Regions from separate parts of the Homo sapiens genome. Here region 1 is linked to region 2. Evidence: chromatin loops called from intact Hi-C (ENCODE). Cell type or tissue: Caco-2. All regions are shown on one strand. Links, peaks and the distances in the headings refer to the core of each region. The heading gives the core; the rest is flanking DNA. Region 1 has its middle 45 kb from the start of MIR4454. Region 2 holds the start of LOC101928081 (a long non-coding RNA gene).

Evidence for each region. Hi-C counts contacts between places; a loop is a spot of excess contacts. Peaks named below come from ENCODE experiments on the same cell type or tissue, not always from the same donor. Only the 100,000 strongest peaks of a DNase experiment are listed, where the experiment ranks them.
Region 1: it touches region 2 in a loop (4-fold over the local background); 3 of 110 quality-filtered maps call a loop at or near these places.

Annotation. Positions count from the first base shown.
Region 1 is chr4:163,046,709-163,051,109 of GRCh38, reverse strand. No RefSeq gene overlaps it. Among named protein-coding and RNA genes, the nearest start is that of MIR4454, 45 kb to the left of the region's middle. In Caco-2, for the core only: a CTCF peak has its summit at 2,464 (motif pointing left); no DNase peak of the experiment used is centred there.
Region 2 is chr4:163,109,657-163,114,057 of GRCh38, reverse strand. LOC101928081 (a long non-coding RNA gene) reads right to left here and starts at 3,843. Exons shown (of 3, transcript XR_244745.4): 1 at 3,758-3,843. It also overlaps a transcript of NAF1 not described here. In Caco-2, for the core only: a CTCF peak has its summit at 2,298; no DNase peak of the experiment used is centred there.

The DNA.
Region 1 (4,401 bases), core at 308-4,307, 63 kb after region 2:
ATATACAATAAATTAATTTTAAACTGAAGCCACAGTTTAATCTCTTACTTCTAGAGGAAAGATGCACTTCCTTTTGTTAGGTTGTTTGACTAAAACAACCTAAAAAAAAAAAAAAAAAAAAGCACGTCTTGTGACCAGCCTGGCCAATATGGCAAAACCCCATCTCTACTAAAAATACAAAAATTAGCTGGGTGTGGTGGTGGGCCCCTGTAATCACAGCTACTTGGGAGGCTGAGGCAGGAGAATCGCTTGAACCCGGGAGGCAGAGGTTGCAGTGAGCTGAGATCGGGACACTGCACTCCAGCCTGGGCAACGAGAGTGAAACTCCATCTCAAAAAAAAAAAAAAAAAAAAAAAAAAAGGACCTCATTTTAGATTAGGTTTTCTATACCTCAGCAATATGGATATTTAGGCAGGAAAATATTTTGTTGTGGGAGGCTGTCCTGTGCAATGTGAAATATTTAGCAGCATGTCAGCCTCTGCCCACTAGATGCCAGAAGCATCTCCCCCATCAGGTTGTGACAACTAAAATGTCTTTGGACATTCCCAAATGTCTTCTGGCTGCAGTGGAGTGGTGGTGTGTGCAGCAAAATCGCTCCTACTTGAGTCACTGCTCTAGATTCTGGTCCTATAATGTTATTTTGTGGAGTCATGTGATCCTAATTCCTAGCAGCATTAAAAGGATGTGACTGAGTGGTGAACTGTAATAAACTCAATAGCTTCAACTCTTGAAAAATTTAGAAACAAAAGATAATTTTTAAAAAAGTAAAATTCACAATTATTTTGGCAACCAAGATGGAAAGATGCTTTCATATGAATGACTTGATCTTCAGGCATTTGGTGCTTTACTTGAATATGGCTATGATTATAAAATTTCATTAGCATGCTGCCTTCAATGCTTGGTGTTCACTGAATAATTACTTACCACTGGGGGTGTTTTACCTGGTGATTCTAGCTGGTAATGTGCTACCCAGGCTTTCATTGCTATTATATGTGTATCATATTAGCTTTTACTTTCTTTTTTACACAAAAGACCTGCATGAATCCCACACTGTAAGAATTAGCTTTCCTTTTTACACAGTGAATGTACTGAGACCCCCTGTTGGTACAAATAGGCCTAGAATGGAACATAATTTGGCATTATGTTAAGTGCTGCCATTTCCAGGATGGTATAAATCCTGCATTTAGGAGGGCTTCTTTCTCAATGAGAAAGTGGCACAAATGTTTACCTTCCAGCAGGTATTTTTTCACATTCATTGATTCAGGATTTACTGGGCACTATAGTGCATACGGCGCCAACATACTACCTTCCCTCAAATTATTTACACTTTAGACAGACTAGAAAAATGACTTAATTGTGTGGGAAGGTAAATTACAAAGCAGAACAATGATATGAGAGTGGCTGAGAGATTATATGCAAAGAATTTTTAATAGGGTGCTCTATGCACCATAGTATTCTCAAGATAAAATCTAGAGGGGAGAGAGATCACTGCCGGATCTTAGATTACCATGTATATTTTCATCTAGATCATTTTGAAAGATGAATAGGAGAAGGAAGAGCTTTTCAAAAGGGTAAAATGGTATGGGCAAAGCACAAAAGAAGCAATCCAATTGCGTATTTGTGGGGGATGATATGTAGACCATTCCGATTTGCATCGATATTTTGTGTATGGAGTAGAGAGGTTAATTAGAACAAGGTTAGAGAAGGTTTTACAATTTTGGTTTCATTTTTTCTTTAGGAAAAAGGGGAACACTTTTGATGCTTTTAAACGAGGAGGATAACTTAAATAAAGCAGTGTTTGAGGAAAATGGATCTGATAGTAGTACTTAGTGAGGACAATGAAATGATACAGCCATGGCAAGATCTTTGTATCTCATGTCAACACCAACCAGAGAGCACCCATGATGGAAGAAGCACTGAACAACCAAGAGAACGAATGGCTCAGCCAGTTGACCCTACCAGCCTGGGTGATTGGCCACACCAGCACTGGCCCAGTGGGCACAGAAACAGTGACCTTGTTGGCAGAGATGGAGACCATATATATAAAGTCCAACAGCACAGGTCCCCCCTAACTATAGCAGTCCCCCTTTATCTGTGAGGGCTATGTTCCAAGACCCCCAGTGGATACCTATAACTGTGAATAGTACTGAACCCTGTATATACTCTGTTTTTTTCATATACACATGTATCTATGATAAAGATTTGTCTATAAATTAGGCACAGTAAGATATTAAAAACAGCACTAAGAAAATAGAATAATTATAACAATATACTGTAAGGAAAGTTATGTGAATGTGGTCTCCCTCTCTCTGTACCACAGGCCACGAAGACCCTGGAAAGCAAACTTGCACTTAAGGGACAACTGCTGCACATCTGATCTAGCCATTGCCGCTGCCAAAAGTCCCAACTGCCTACAATGGTAACTGATGGGGAGGACCTTGGTCTTCAGAAGATGAAGCAGCCACCTGGTGGCAAGTGGGCATCATTGCTCTTTTTCTACCCTGAGGAGAAACAATTAATTTTGATGGAAATATGTTACATTTTTCAGCTCCAGGTTTGCCTTTCCTACTTTTGGGGCTTTAGCCAAAACCCATATTCAAGGGCTGACATGCGTCTGATCCATTGATATGGTAACCCATGCAACATCACATCAGAGAGCCTACTTAACAGGAAAGGAGGTTTACCAATGAAAATATGAACCAAAAGGTCTACAGGTTCTGTCACATACTATACCACCCGGGACCTGCAGGGATTATAGAGCAATGGCATAGTTCATGGGAGGCTCAACTGAAGCACAAGCCCGATATGATGCACTGCAAGATGAGCTGCCATCCTCCAGGATGCAATATGCAAGTTAAATCAAGGACTAGTGTGTGGTGCTGTGTCTTCAGTTGTTAGAATACATGGGTCTGGGAGCTAAGGGGCAGAAGTAAGCATTCTCCTGCTAACTATCATCTGTACTTTCTAGCGCCACAATCATGGCTTCTGCAGATTTAGAGATCCTGGTTCCCAGAGAGGGAAAAGCTTCTAAAAGAGTTACATGAAAAGTTGCCAGCTTTAAAGAGCATTCATCATCCTGGCAGAAATAATACACCCAGATTATCAGGAGGAAGTCGTGGTGTCATTACACAGTGGGGGAATGGAGGCATCTCTTTGACATCTAGCTATCCACTTGGTTGTCTCTTGGTACTCTCTTGCCCAGTTTTCAGTGTAAATGGGTATAATAGTCATTGCCTGAGAAAGAACTGGTGGCCAGAGGCTGAGAGCCTGCAAGGATGAGGATTTGGCTCATGCCCATCAGGTGAGCCACCTAGTCCAGCAGTGGCACCAGCTGAAGGCAAGCAGGATCTAGAATGGATAGCAGGGAAAGGAAAAGATGAGTAATAGTCGTGAGACTCTGTGCGCGCTAGAGTTCATCCCACAAACCTCCCCGTTCTGTTTCTTCCCAAGAAAAGAGGACTATCAGAATCCTGGAGGAGCTGTTTCCTGAACTTACATGAAGTGGATCTGAGTGACCAAAGAGTAAATGGCATTAGATGCTGTGATGCACTGTCCAGTTCCCCTTTCAGAACCGAAGGACTTACTCTCCCAGCTGCTGGGAATGATGCCTGCTGATAATGATCAATTATTGACCTTCTCCTGTTAACTTACCTCAACAACTCCCTTCCCCAGGGCAGCCTGAATCCAACCCATGGTTGATGTGGAAGTGGGGGCTGGGGAGAGGATTATACAAGTTTGCTGTCTCAGTCATCCCTGAGAAGCCTGAGGAGAAAAAAGTTTGATGTCTTTGTCTCAACTCAGGAAGTCTCTGAAGGGTGATTCCAGCTGTAGAGTTCCTTATTACAAGTGTACATCAGTAAAACTTTTTCCTCTGCAAATACAGCTTCCTCTCCTTCCCTTCTCATCCCAAAAGTTGATTCTAGGAATATGTATGAAGTTGTAATACACTTCTTGAGCACTATTCTACATCTCAGAGTTCACCTCCTGGGAAGCCAGCTATGACAGTTACATTCTACTTCTCTACTACTCTGTTTGCCTTTATTATAATCTGCATAAATTTTTACAATAGCCCTTTTATTTCCCTCCCCTACCCCCATTCAGGCTTTAAAATAGGCCACATATCTAATGAAATTATACTGCTGTCACATTTCATTTCTCTAAAGATAGCTTTAGCACAGTCGCCTAGAAAATTGGTGAAAGACTGTTCACTTTTACACATTTAACTGTGAAATCAGGTGATGATTTACATAACAGTAGGTCTCCTACTTTTAGAAGCTTTGGAATTGATTAGATAGTAACTTTTCACTCAAATTTAGCCACAAGTTGTAGGCAGTGACTGATGAGGTGAAAATGTAGATAATTCTCTCACTGTTTTCTTTCTTTTGTAATATTTGTAATATA
Region 2 (4,401 bases), core at 133-4,132:
TGTATGCTCTAATTCCTGTGGTAAACCTCCTTTTCACATGATATTTGTAGTGGCTTTGTTTTTCTGACCGAATCTTGGCTAATACAGTTTTTGGTAATAGAAGTGAATTAGAGTAGAAGCAATAGAATTTTAAGGATGAGAATCCTACTAGATTTAAAGGCATTAGTGACCTCATTGCCATGGTAAATAAAACACAAGTAGTCCATGGCATGCAATAACTAAACAGGTAGCTATGGTCTGGAGAAGATAACTTTAAGTGATCAAGTAGTTGCTGCAATAAACATTATTGTGGGAATAAAGAATAAAGGCTTTTGCATTGATTTGATTTCTACTAAGTGTACTGGAGGATACGGAAGAAGGAAAAGATGAGTTCATGGCTTTAAATCCTAATCCACAACCTGGGTAGGGATCCAGGAAACTTCTATAATTGTCCTGGAAAACACAGACACAGAGAAATATCTCCTGTAGCTGCAGGGTTAAAATTTCTGAAAACCAAGCTTGAAGTCTGATCCTGTGGGCGGCTGAACTTACAAATGCAGCATTGTGGATGCATCTCAAAAACATGATGGAGAGCAAAACTTCCAGATACAAAAAGGATATACGGTCTAATTGCATTTTTGAAAAGATGAAAAAATTAAAACTAACCTTACAAGTTTTGATGGCATAACTATTAAAAAAATAAAAACAAGGGATTACCATAGATGTTAGGAGAGGAATTATGAAAGTGGAGAAGTGAATAATAATTGGGAGAGGACCAGAGGGGACCGTTTCCATGCTGGCCATACTCTCTTCCTTGGATTGACTAAGGTAACAAGGGGGATCGCTTTGTGATAGTTTTTTGAGCTGTACACTTATATTCTGGAACTATCTATATATGTATTATTTCTCAAAACCAAAAGGATTAAAAGGAACCCTGAAGTGCTTGCCATCTAACTGGGAAACAAAAGACAAGATTCTTAAATGGCTGACAAGTCTCTAAATAATCTGGCCTCCTACTAATGGTTTGATGTCTCAATTTTTCTTCTTGTCTCCCTTTGCTCCTGCATCTACACATATAGAGTTGAACGTGATCGGAGAAAACCCAACACTCATGCTGTCTGGTATCACTTGAGATTCATAACTACCAAACCTAAAAGGGAGCCTTAAAGCTGCAATATTTTTTTCCTAGTCCATTCACTTGTCACTCACCAAGGTGACAATTTCATAACTCTCCTCTACAACCTTCAAGCCTTCTGTTCCCTGATTTCACTATCCCTCCTCAGTAGCAGTTTTGTTTTCCTCTTTGTACTGAGAAAATGGAAACAGTTTTATTGGGTGGACATAGAGCTGTATCATCCACATCCCTCTTCACAAAAAGAGCCTTATACCCCAGCTGCTGGGGTTAGCAGATATCTTCCAGCATTCAGCAACTATAAAGTCCATCTCACTTATGGAGAGCCCTAAGTGCACCTTTCTAGGGGGAGCCCAAATCCAATGTCCATTTCCAGAAGGAGTGGTTGAGGGCAGCATAAAGGCTGGAGGAACAAATCCAGAGCTCTCTTTGGGTTGGTTAAGCTTTGCCAAGCATGTACTGCAGTTTGAATTTCTCCTCCATCCATGTGTTTCCTCTCTCTCCCTTCCCTAAGTGTTGATCCCTAACACATGTTCAGTATTCCAATTTCCATCTCAGTATTTGCTTCCAGTGAATCCAACCTGTGATAGCTCAAATACATTCAGATTTCCATCACCATGTTCACCTACCAACCTACTTTTTTCCTCAATATTCTATGACTGCCTTCTTTACAGAGTACTTTTACTTAAAGCTAATCACTTTATTTGTGTACTGTCTTTGCTTACTGAGAGAGAGAACTCTAGCAATTTTTCTCCCCCCCCAATCATTTTTTCCATTTTGTAAAATCGCTATTATCTCTCTCATCTTATTTTTTTTATCCTTGCTTTGGCCCATTTCACCAGCTACTGAGCTGTTCTGCTTTCTTTTGCAAAATTATTAATAATCTCAGACTCCCAATTCCTCTTCTCCCATTTCCTCTGTAGCTTATTCTAATCAGGCTTCCCCCTCCATTAGTGGAAACTGCCCTTTTCAAAGTCATCAATGGCTTTTACAGTGCAAACTATGATGGTCTGACCTCAGTCTTCATCATACTTAACGTTTTTTGCGTGATTGATAAAATTTTCTACTCCTTAAAATGTTTCCCACTTGGCTTCCAGGACATCAAACTCTTTTACTTTTTTCTCCTCCTAGTTCACGGCTCACTCTCAGATGGGCCACCTAGTGCACAATTCGAAGAAATGCCATTTACCTAGAACAAAACACTAGCGGTGGCTCTACTTTCTCAGTCCCCTTTTCTAATTGATTCTCTTTTCCCTGTCTCTTAAGGTAGGAGGGTCACAGAGTTCATGCTTGATCCATTTATGTTTTTTATGTACACATTTCTCTTCCAGACACTTGGACTCAGAAATGCACAAACTCCCTGACATCTTTATTTAAATGACTAATAGGTATGTTAACGTCCAAAATGAATTCTAAATTCACCCCAAACTTGCGCCACTGGACATTTCTGCTCCCTCAGTTTATGACAACTCCATCCTTCCAGTTGATCAAGCTCATTCTATTTCATTTTATTTTGTGTTTCAAAACAAAATAGAAGAACAATAAGGATTGTATATTACTTTTACTTTATGCTCAGAGATGGGGAGGGAATAATGGTGGTTAAAGAATTAACCTGCTTTCCAATTTTCTAGGGATAGCACTCTGAATTTAAATGTTTCAAATGGGTTGACAACTACCAAAGACATTTTCCCACTACTTCCTCCCTCTCCTCTGGTATTCAATTACTTCCTAACTTGACTCATATTCACCTATTTTTTTAACACCAAATCAGTCCTTCAGCTTTGTATCTAGAAGTATATATTCAACACTTGTCACTTCTGAAAAAAACAAAAGGTAGTTATGCAATAGTTGAAGTTATGTCCAGAAATCTACAAAAAAGTTTTTTTGCGAGATATAAATTAGTAAGGAGTTTTCTGAGGAACCTTCAAAAAGCAATTTTTGGGGTTTACCTTTTTTAAAATGTTTCCGGTGTTTAATATGTGAAAAGGAATACAATTTCTAGTTATTATAGAGGGAGAAACAAAACTCAAGCAGCTCTATCTCAGTTTTGATGTAGGCCTTAATCCATTTTTAAAAAATATAAATAAATCCCTAGAGATTACAGTTCCAGGTTCCTAAGACTAAATATGTAAATAACTACGCTACAAAGTGCTAGAGCTCATCAATTTTGAGTTAAAAAAATCCATAGTAGAATTTAACTTGATGGAAACAAAAATAGGAAAACCAAAAACAAAACTGAAAGCTTAAAATCTGTCTCTAGTTCCTGTCCTCTTTCAGTGGAAATGTATTGAAGCAAATAAACATCACTTTTGCTTGACCTTAGATTTCCAGATCAGTAAGAGAATATGCAAAATTCATTTACAAGTTAACTTTCAAAGTTAAGATGATGATACAGTAGCTCCCCCTGAGCCTTGGGGGATATGTTCCAAGACCAGCGGATGCCTGAAATCACAAATAGTAGCGAACCCTATATATACCATGATTTTTCCTATACTTACATACCTATGATAAAGATTAATTTAGGAAATAGGCACAGTAAGAGATTAACAACAACTAATAATACAATAGGACAATTATAACAATATTTTGTAGTAACAGTTATGTGAATGTATTCTTTCTCTCTCAAAATATCTGATTTTACCTCACCTATTTTCAGACCATGGTTGACTGAAGGTAACTGAAACCACGAAAAGTGACAGCACAGATGAGGGGAGAGTACTGTATCCTCAAATGATGGTATGGCTGGTGATGGTAACAGCAAGTCTACCAGCCTAGTCAAGCATTCTTATCCATAGAAGAGTTGCCATGGGAACCTCATGGCAACCCACAGATTTCAAGTACTGTATGTTCTGCCTAAATAAATAATGAAAAGCTATCTTACTGAATGTTCTCCATATCTGCATACTTAATAGGGCAGGATGCTACCTCACATATCATTTGCAGTAAACAAAGGTAAAAATGAGAGACATACAAAAGTAAGATAAGGATTACATATCTGCATTTTAAAAGCACATTCCGTGTTAACTAATTATGTTTTCATTTCATTCTGGATCAGAAGATCAGACACACATCATTGCTTATTCAGACCTCACCTGATCCTATTTATAGGCCCCTCTCAAACTCACTGAAGATGACAGTAATCTCTATATCTATGCAGAGTGTGAGGTAATTCTAGGAGACACCTTTCTGTGCAAAATGTCAGGTGTTAGCTCCCCATGGAGCACTCTCTCCTTGCCACTTGGGGACCTCACAGAAACAAGTCATAGCATTCTTTTTTTAGGCTGTGAGGT